2 separate regions of the Homo sapiens genome follow, and region 1 is linked to region 2. A link is a contact called in ENCODE Hi-C or POLR2A ChIA-PET data. All regions are on one chromosome and are shown on one strand. Each heading gives the region's core, a stretch centred on a gene start or an enhancer-like site at or near the end of the contact. The rest is flanking DNA. Distances are from core to core; before and after follow the strand shown. Region 1 has its middle 33 kb from the start of LINC02304. Region 2 has its middle 19 kb from the start of LINC00618.

Evidence for each region. A loop is a pair of places that touch in the nucleus more often than their neighbours do. ChIA-PET counts read pairs that join two places held with the same protein, here RNA polymerase II (POLR2A). Pooled maps may share reads with other maps.
Region 1: a map of naive thymus-derived CD4-positive, alpha-beta T cell shows a loop between it and region 2 (8-fold over the local background). The contact joins two enhancer-like sites. A Hi-C loop is called at or near these places in 1 of 168 maps with a recorded cell type or tissue (naive thymus-derived CD4-positive, alpha-beta T cell) and 6 of 50 pooled maps. POLR2A ChIA-PET finds 5 or more read pairs at or near these places in 1 of 52 experiments (CD4-positive, alpha-beta memory T cell).

Annotation. Positions count from the first base shown.
Region 1 is chr14:97,118,824-97,124,147 of GRCh38, forward strand. No RefSeq gene overlaps it. Among named protein-coding and RNA genes, the nearest start is that of LINC02304, 33 kb to the right of the region's middle. Within about 2 kb of position 1,853, at least 2 of the 41 ENCODE cell types and tissues checked have a DNase peak (open chromatin) inside an H3K27ac peak, as active enhancers do.
Region 2 is chr14:96,959,954-96,965,161 of GRCh38, forward strand. No RefSeq gene overlaps it. Among named protein-coding and RNA genes, the nearest start is that of LINC00618, 19 kb to the left of the region's middle. Within about 2 kb of position 2,543, at least 5 of the 41 ENCODE cell types and tissues checked have a DNase peak (open chromatin) inside an H3K27ac peak, as active enhancers do.

The DNA of each region.
Region 1 (5,324 bases), core at 603-3,102, 160 kb after region 2:
CTCATGTAAATGGGCTGGGTGGGTACAGAGAGGATCTGACACCAATACTTTGGGTTTCCTGTGGCCCAGAGAGGAGTGGGAGGCCAACTCTTACACCTGAGGGAGGGCACATACCGACCAAGCCAGAGATTGCATTTCCTAGCTTCCCTTGTAGCTAGGTAGGGTCATGTAACAAGGTATATTAGTTTACCATTGCTGCTGCAACAAATTTCTATAGACTTAGCCACCTAAAGCAACACAATTTTACCTTCTTATGGTTTCAGAGGCCAGAATTCTGATACAAGTCTCACTGTGCTAAGATCAAGGTGTTGGCAGGGCCAGTGTTCCTTCTGGTGGTTCCAGAGTTGCATCCATTCTCTTAACCCTTCTGGCTCTTAAGGAGGCATGCAGTCCCTGGCTCATGGCCCTTTCTTCCATCTTCAAAGCTCACATCTCTCTCTCTTCTGATCCTTTTTCTGTCATGACATGCCTTTCTGACTGACTATAGCCAGGAAACCTTCTCCGTGTTTAAGGATTCACACAAACACATTGAGCCCTCCTGGGTAATCTAAGATCATCCCCTTATCTCAAGGTTCTTAACCTTAAACATCTTTGCAAAGTCTCTTATGCCAAGTAAGGCAACATATTCAAGGTTTTGAAGATTAAGTCAAGGACGTCTTTGGGAGCCACTATTCTACCCATTGTCTCAAGGAAAATGGGATATGAAAACAGTGGTGTGTGCAACTCTCGTTTCTTGTACTTAACAATGAAGCTTCTTCTCCCACCCTGTATGTGTCTCTCACCCTCCAAAGTCTGCAATTTCAAACCTACGGCAGAAGAATTGCACTTGACCATGTGATGACAACAATTGAGCCACCCAGCTTAGAGCCAGAGATGGGGAGCCTCACATCGAGGATGGCAGAGACATCTCACCAGCTTGGGCACTCCAGGGAGAGATGCAGAGCTCCCTCCTGCTCTGGACTGCGATGTGTGAGAGAAATAAACCTCCCTCTTATTTAAGGAAATATTGTGGGAACTCAATGTCGTAAGAGCCTATACCTCTATAGCCTCTACTGAAGCTGTGCTTTTACTAATATAGACCCCAAATAGAGATTCAGTTGAGTTACAAAAATATAAATAAATTGATAATTTCTTGCTCCCTTGAATACATGCTGGCTTTGGGAAATGCTGACTGCTGTATAGACAGACGGCGACACTAAGTAGATGACAGGCCAGGGAGGGGTGGAAGAACAGGGAGACCTCGCCTGACTCGGCAGCAATAGGAAGAATAAAAGACTTCCCAGGTGAATAAGTCTCATGAGATCCGACGGCTTTGAGAATGGGAGTCTCCCTGCACAAACTCTCTTCTCTTGTCTGCTACCACATGAGACGTACCTTTCACCTTCTGCCATGATTGTGAGGCCTCCCCAGCCACGCAGCACTGTAAGTTCATTAAAACTCTTTCTTTTGTACATTGCCCAGTCTTGGATATGTCTTTATCAGCAGTGTGAAAACAGACTAATACACCAGGGGAGGGTATTTTCTGGAAGGACAGTGACTGCTCTAGTTCCCTCCTCTAAAAAGTGAACCCTGCCCCAAGCCAATGCTGTCTGCGAAGGACTGTGGCTCTCACTTTCTCTAAGTTCATTTTTGCTCTGCCTTCAGGCCTAGCCTCCTTACATCCATGGTGGCGTTGCTTTGGCACTAAAATTGCACTCACCTTGGGCTTGCAGACACAGGTCAATTTTGAGGGGCCAGGTAAAATATATATCCAGGGGAGGAGGTTAGAAGAGGTTACCCAAGGCGCTGAGCCTCTTCAAGAGCTCAGGTTTCTGGCTTCAGAGTCTCAATGTGGGGCCTGACTCATAGACCCACAGGGCCCCCTTCCTGGAGATTCCCCACATCACGTATGTGGTTAGTGAACTTGAGGTATTCGTTGGCACACCAGCAATGATGGGGAACTCTGTGTTTTGTTCACTGATCCATTTCATGCCACTCTAACATTTTTAAAAAGGGGAGCAGGTGGTGCTGAGGAGTCTCAGAGGCCAAGAACCAAGGCCAGGGGCAGCTGAAGCCTGAATCAGAGAGATCTGCTGACAATCTGTATCAGTGACACTTCCATCAGGCAAACTAAAGTAACTCTGAGTATCTCAAGGAGGAAGAGACAACACAGGAAGTAGAGGCTTTGAAATGATTTGAAGACCTGGGGTTGCAAGGTCAGGGAAGCCACGGCTACAAACAGCTTAGGAACTCAGGAGCTACAGAAATTGCAGGGACAGTTTCCAGCAATCTCAGATCCTGCAGCACTGAAATCAGCAGTTCATGGGGGGCTGCCCAGAGACCCATCAGTGCTAAAGCCTTATGCCAGCTGCCTGCAAAAGTACTGGCTCCTCATGGCCCTTCAGGGGTAATAATGACTCTTCCTTCTTTCCCGTCTTCCAGATCTTGCATGAGCACCTCTCATTGAAGAACCTACTGTGTAACCCCGCTGGTCACAGAGGCTGAGAAATGCAGCATCCACATTTCCAGTCTCTGCAGTAGAGGAGATGGTACAGAAAAGAGCAAGAGATTGTCTAGCACACATTGTCTACTCTGGATGCCACATTGACATTTCTCCCAGCGTTTTCATATAAAATTAGTTGAGCTGACTTAGAAATGACCACACTGGTGAGTTTCAATGTAAGTTGCACATACATAAATATGAGATTAACCCAAGTGTCATGTCATCCCTTATCTTCTCAATGAAAAGATCTCCCACAAAGTGTTGCTGACTACTTAAAAAATCAACTTGGAATAATCAATTTATTAATTTACTAACATATAATTAAGATTTCATACAACATAAAATAGTAATTTTAAAAAGATTATTTTTCCTCTCTTAACATTTCATGGGGGTTTGCATATTAGTTACACATAATATATATGTGCATATTTACATGTTACTTGAAGCTTACATAATCTACCTTGACACCAGTAAGCATGATTGTCTGAGTTGTTTGAGCAACAGCACCCTTCAAATCTATGTTCCTCTGGAGGCTATGTCCCAAGCCACAGGTGCTCACTCACATAACAGTGCGACCATTTGCAAATTTTCTCCTGTAAGTGCGTATTTCTGATCTGTGCTGTTCTTTTGGCATAGTTGTTAAAATGATGCTCAGCACTTACAGTTGTACACTCATGCCCATAGAAGGGATGACTATACCCCTGTGACCTCTGTAAGCATCCCAAATTAGCCTTAGATGAGGTCACTTCAGGTTATTGCATCTGTCCCAGACCTAACTTTCTCTTGTATTTGGGCTTGCACAGAATACAAAGGCAATAAACACATAGCTCCTTTGTGTTTGTATATGTGTGTGTGTGTGTGTGTGTGTTTGTGTAATGTTTTAAAAAGTTCTTTTATGGGCCTCATTCATTCATTCATTCATTCACTCTTATTTATTCATTTACTCACTTATGGCATTTCCACTCTTAAACCCTTGAGTGGCTTTCTACTGCCCTTAGAATAAAGCCAAGCTCTGTTCCAAGACCTGCAGAGCTCAGCCTCACCTGAACCCATCTCCAGTCTTGCTTTCCCTTCCCTCTCCGTTCCCAGTGTGCCACCTGCACAGCTTTCTGCCTTGGTCATGCCTGCTCAGTCTGCCGTGGGGGCAGTGGCACCTGCTCTTCCCTCTGCCTGAAGTGCTCATCCCTGGGTCTCTGCCTGGCCAGACTCCTCTCTTCCTTCAGGTCTGTACTCAGCAAGGACTTCTGTGCCGCCCCTCTTGAAAGAAGTGTCTCCCCAGCTCCATTACTCCTTTTGGGGGTCATCCTATTTGATGTTCTTCACAATGCTTCTTCCAATCTGACAGTGTCTGCTTCAGTTGTCTGTTGACTTGCCTATGGTCTGGACCCTCCCAGTAACATGAGCCCTGATGAGGAGGGAACTCTGGAGAAGGAAATGGACTCTCTGGAGCTCCTTGAGGACATGAGCTGGCTGTCTTTGTGACACCAGTCCTAGCAGAGCCTGTGCTCATCATCTGGTGCATGCATTTATGGTGCAAGGATTCAGTGTTATTGGCCTCAGTGTACAGCAGAGAAAAGGGAATCTCAGAGAGGTCAAGCAACACACCCAAGCCCACACAGCTGATGAACAATGGAGGTGGGAGTGAGCGACAGGGCACTCGGAGCACGCACTTAAGCACGTGCTGCTCTGTCCTCCTCACCTCCCCATCGACCTGCATGCATTGACATGCTTTACACCTGAAAAAATGACTTACACTAGAAAAATGGAAGTTTCAAGAGTCTAATCTTTTCTGATCCCCCCAATGACATTAGCTTAGGAAAATCTCGCCTGGGCCTCATGTAACTTGATGGAGAAAGGTAATGAGACAGCACAGGGTCCCTTGTCAAGAGAAGCGGCGAAGAGACTTCATTTGTTCGAGTCTTGGGTGTAATGATTGAGCTAGAGAATCCATTTCAGCTGGGAAAGGTGGGTGCTGATGAAGTTATGGGCCGGCTGCACCTTTTAAAATGAAATATTTAAATAAGTGGAACCTCGTGCGGATGATGTATGAAGCTCTCCCGAGATGTAAATCACACGATTCCTAAACGTCCTTTAACAAAGTCAATTATGTTACATAAACTTAACAGAGACAAAGATCCCTTATCCTCAGAATCGTCCATTTCTCTGCAGTAGTTCTGTCAAGATAAGGACCTCAACAGAAGCAGAATATTATTTAAAACCTCTCGACATTGTTCTATAAATTGGATGAAATAAAAAAATTTAAACAAAAACACATACTTTATTAATGTTATTGGCGAGAAGCGGCACTCCGGCAAGCACATCACAGGAAACATCTTCCGTGTTCCTGAAATCATCTCTATTAGATTATGTAGGTATGATCTATGAAAATACTTCCAAACTTAATCTGTCGAGAATTCAGAGAGTGTGTAAGCAAATACTTAGATTTGCATTAGATTCTTGACTTTGAAATCCATTACCGTAAGTTACTTACTGACTTTGAGGAGCAAGCTTTACCATAGGAGGAAGATGGGAGGGGCCGCATTCCTGTTTCGAGGGGGATGGCCTGCTGGATATTTTTTTTAAGACCATTTAAATCTCTTGCGAAGGTCAATTCCACCTTTTCCCTTACAGAATTAGTACCAGGCAAGGGAGGCAAGCCTGTGTCATAACTGATTTCAGCCCCATGGCTCTCTGGGATCGTTTTGGCAATTTTTAGAATATATGCCTTATTATTATTTTTTTGTTTCATTGTGCTGTTAAAAGATGAAAATTGAATTTGCATTTTACTGCTCCTTTTTGAACCACTCCGCTTGCGATATCTGGCATGTGTATATTTTTAAAA
Region 2 (5,208 bases), core at 1,293-3,792:
CTCTCAGTGCTCTGGGGGCATGCAGCTATGAGGACTCAGGTCCTTCCTCTGGAAAATTTCACATCTTCCCACAGCGCAGAGGGGAGGGGTGGAATGGCCAAAGCATGTGGGCTTTGGGGTCAGACTGCAGGGTTCCAATCCTGGTTCTACTTCTGTAGCTCAGCCAGGTCATTTAAACTTGCTAAGCCTCAGTTTCCTCATCTGTAAAATGGGAACAGTGATAGAACTGACCTTGGACAATGCTGAGGCTGGACAGTGGCATGATGCATGTAAAGTGCCTGGTCCATTGTCAGCACTCAATCAACCTGGTTGTTACTATTACCACCACCATTGGGCCTGGGAAGGCAAAGGAGGTGTTTTCCTCTACACAGAGGGTGGTATGTAGGAGAAAGACTGAGACCAGTGCTATGAGATGGAGTGAATCAAGAAGGCTGAGTTCTCACAGGGTGTTTTGGCTGAGTTACTGCCTCCCTGTAGGCCTCAGTTTTTGCATTTGTTTAGCGGGCCACATACTTCATTAGAGGCTTCCTAGGTCTGCTCCTTAGATGCTTAGAGAAGTGTTGATCTGGGAGCACACTGCTGGATTTGCAGTCAGAGGACACTTACTTCAGCTTCAGGGACAGGTTGCTGAGAGAATAGAATCCAGCTTGGCTATGTGAGTTGCATGGCCTCACCCCAACCTGGCAAGGGTCCAGTCCTGCTCTTCTCTGGCCCTTCCCCTCAACAGTCTAGTCCTGCCCTGATGCCCTCCCTCTCAGCACCCATCAGGTGCCTCATCCTCCAATGATTTGCTCCAATTGCAGCTCCTCCTAGAAGCCTTCTGTATCAGCTAGGGCCCAACCAGGAGATGGAGCCATGCCTGTTAGTCCAACAGAGCAAATCTAACATAAAGTAGTGGTCTATTGCATACCCATTAGAATAACTATTACCAGCAAAACAGGAAGTTACAAATGTTGGCAAGGAAGTGGGGAAATTGGAGCCGTTGTACCTTGCTGGTAGGAATGTAAAATGGTGCAGCCTCTGTGGAAGATATTATGGTGGTTCCTCAAAAAATTAAATATAGAATTAGCTGATGAACCAGCAATTCCATTTCTTGGTATACATCCGAAATAATTGAAGGCAGGGTGTTAAAGCAATATTTGCACACCCATGTTCATAGCAGCATTATTCAAAACAGGCAAAAGGTGGAATCAACCCAAGGGTCCATCAATGGATGAATGGACAAAGAAAATGTGTTATATACATAGAGTGGGATATTATTCAGAAATATTATTTCTTTCCTTGAAAAGGAAGGAAATTCTGACACATGCTGTGACATGAATGAAGCTTGGAGACATACGAGAAAAATAATCTAGACACAAAAGGACAGATACTGTATGATTCCTTATATGAGGTTCCTAGAGCAGCCAAACTTGTAGAGACAGAAAGTAGAACAGTGATTGCCAGGGTAGGGGAGAGGGAATACAGAGTTGTTGTTTAATGGGTACAGAGTTTCAGTTTTGCAAGATGAAAAAGTTCTGAAGATTGGCCGGGCATGGTGGCTCATGCCTGTAATCCCAGCACGTTGGGAGGCCGAGGCAGGTGGATCACTGTAGGTCAGGAGTTTGAGACCAGCCTAGCCATGATGGTGAAACCCCAACTCTACTAAAAATACAAAAAATTAGCCGGGCATGGTAGTACACATCTGTAGTCCGAGCTACTTGGGAGGCTGAGGCAGGAGAATCTTTTGAACCAGGGAGGTAGAAGTTGCAGTGAGCTGAGATTGTGCTACTGTACTCCAGCCTGGGCAACAGAGTGAGACTCCATCTCAAAAAAAACAAAAAACAAAAAACTCAAAAACCAAACAAACAAAAAGCTCTGGATATGGAGAGTATTGATGGTTGTACAGTACTGTGAATGTACTTAATGCCACTGAACTATACACTTAAAAATGGTTAAAGTGGTACATTTTGTGTTATGTATATTTTACTACAATTAGTAAGAAAGAAGTGTTAACTATTTATGAGATTGTTAATCAGGTCCTTAGAAAGAGCACATTAAGGTATCATGGGAGCAGGAAGCAGCCCCAGGGTTTGAGCTTGTCTTCTGCCCTTCTGCCATAGGATGACCCTTGCTGGATGCCAGTGACATGCTCTTGGACTTCCCAGGCTCCAGAATCATAAGCCAAATAAACCTCTTTTCTTTATAAATTCCTCGGTGTGTGGTATTCTGTTTTTGCAGAAAATGGCCTAACACCCTCCCAGGGCTGGGGACAAAGGAAGCAGGTAGAATTGCTAGAACTTAGAAAGCACAGCAGAGCCTGTGGAGCTTGAACCCAGACCTCTGAGGAGCGGGCACTGCTTGGCTGGTTCTGGTGTCTCTGAGATGAGAAGGGTGACCAACCATTCTGGTTTGCCTTGGGATGGAGGGAATTCCTAGGGTATGGAACTTTCAGCACTAAAACTTGGTCTCCCTAGCGTGGTGCACAGGAAAGCTGGTCTGATAGGTACTGAAAACATTCAAACTAGATTCAGTTCCGGCTGCAGGAAGGAACTGCTGCTGCTGGAGTGAAGAAGCAAAACAGGAAGGACAGAAGAACAGGAAGTGCAAGTTCATTTTTTCTGCAAGCCTACCAGGGAGCAGCAGAGAAAACAAAAATGCAGCTTCCAGAGCCTAACCCAGTGTCTCAGAGCAGAGAGCTCTGAAGGGTAGGGTTTGAATAAGAGATGATATCTTGGTGTGTCTGTCACTTCACTGATTACTTCAATCCCCACTGATACTTTCTAAAGTCAGGGTGATTCATCTTTGCTTACAATTATTTGCTAATTTCTTGTATCATGTTTTTTGGTACTGGTTTCCCTGTGACACCCACCTGGACTCCACCCTTCCTGAGGATAGGCAGAGACTAGCCTAATTTATTTTTTAGCCCAATAATAAAAATGCAAATTACCTATCATGTGCTTGGTACTGTGATGAGGTTTTAATACTTATGCCATGTAATTCTTGCCACACTCTGTCCCCTTTTCGCAGTTGAGGACATTGCAGCTCAGAGACATTAAGTAATAGCTCAAGGTCACTGCTGTGATTTGAATGTCTCCGCCAAAACTCATGTTAATATGAATTGCCATTATAATGGTATTAGGAGGTGAGGCCTTTAAGAGGTGATCGGGCCAAGGGGGCTGTGCCCTCATGAATGGATTATCTAGGGAGTAGGTTAGTTATTGCAGAAGTTATTGCAGAAGTCCTGATAAGTTTGGCTCCCTTTCTGTCTCTGTCTTGCCCTTGAGCTTGTCTTCTGCCCTTCTGCAATGGGATGACCCTCACCAGATGCCAGTGACATGCTCTTGGACTTCTCAGTCTCCAGAACCACAAGCCAAATAAAATTTGTTTCTTTATAAATTACCCAGTCTGTGGTATTCTGTTATAGCAGCAGAAAATAGAGTAAGACAGTCATACAGCTTTTAAGTGGTAGAGTTTGCTATGAATATTAAGTCTTTCTCTCTGGTCACTTATATCCTACTGTGACCCTCCAGTGCTAGGCACTTAGTAGCTGTTCAATTTTACTCATTGGTCAAATGTCCAATGGAGGATTGATGAATATGTAGATGATGGACTCCCCTGCCTCTCTCTTTCTGGGGGAGTATTCCACCTGAAGAGAAGGATGGCTACTCCAGGAACATCCCCTCAGGAATTGGTCTGAGTGGCTGAAGATGGAGTTACTGAGTTGCATTTTATTTCCTGTTGAGCTTGGATGTCTTCTCACCCTCACAATCCTATCACAGTCCCATAGTGAGAATTAATCTCAGGGAATGTGAGAGAATGCAAGACAAGCTGCTCTGAGTTCTGCATAAAAATAAAATCTGGAGATGAATGATGTTGGAGATACATCATTTCTGACTTGTCGAGGGTTTTTTCTTTTTGTGTAAGTATAATGCAGGAGATATATGAGTCCATTCCTGGATAGGGTGCTGGCTTCCCAAGGGGTTTGTACCAAGACTGGGGGCAGAGAAAGAGAGAGGGAGATAGACAGACAGACAGAGAGAGAGAGAGAGAGCAGGCAAGCAAGGAGGAAGGAGAGGCAGCATTGAGTATAAAAATGACAGATGCCCTGGTGTAAAAGGTGACAATTTGCCTACACAGTGAAATGGTTCTGTCAAGACATCAGGGTATTTGGGGGCCTGAATTCAGAAAGGAGGTGTTTGAAAATGCAGGCAGCCGGGAGCTCCTTCAGCCGACTCAGAGCTCCAGAAGTGATGTTTTGTAATTTTGCCTTATGATCTGTGAGGGTTTATCATGGCGCTAATCGGCCTAATGATGACGGGAACTCAGTTATTCCCACTTAGATGCCAGGTTTTAAGTAATAATACATGCTCAGCAGGCCCCCTCGGCTGTGTGCTGGGAGGACCTGGTGGGGGATGGCCCCTTTGCAAGCTTCTGGTAAATGAGCCCAGCTCCCACAGGGCCATGTGGCTTCTCGGGCTGTGGGCTGTGGAAACAGCCCCCTCAGGCTGCCTGGGACCCTTCCTGGCTCCCCTCTGCCTGCTGGTCCTGACCTGAAGAAAGGACAGCTTTCCTGGTCCACCCATCGGGCTTGGGCATTGGTCATTAGAGACAGTGAAGGCTGCACAGGCCACTGCCCTTTTGGGTGGTGCCTGGTCTTGCTCCTTCAAGTTGCCACTCTTAATGGGGAAATTTAAAACCCCTTGTTCCCATGGACACCAGTGAGCTGCACAACCAAGATTAATGGAGAACCATCGAGACCGGTCCTAAAAGATGGTCCCTCTTGTGGATTACGGTCTGTCACGCGACATCCATTAGCGCCGGAGCGCGGGGTCCTCATCATGTTGGTATCATTGGGACCAGCGCACGCCACTGCAAGATGGCATTTCCACCGCGCATCAACAGATCATTTCACCACTGCTCAAGGCATCGTAAATTGGACTTATAGCTCAGCTGCTGGCATAAATAAGTCCCTTTGATAGTTAGTGGAAGACGTTATGACACTCCAGGGTACAGGAGGGGACATTGGCACTGTCATTTTTTTTCTCCAGCCCTGGCACCCTGGTGCCTGTGATCTTTCTGAAGATTCAGGGCACGCGCTCTTCATTACGGCTTGGGCACCAGGGACTTGTTTTTTTTGCAAGATTAATGAGCGCCACGGAAATTCTCCAGCGCATCTCGATAATTAAGTCTTTGTTTATCAAAAAACAAGTTATATTAGGAGCAGAA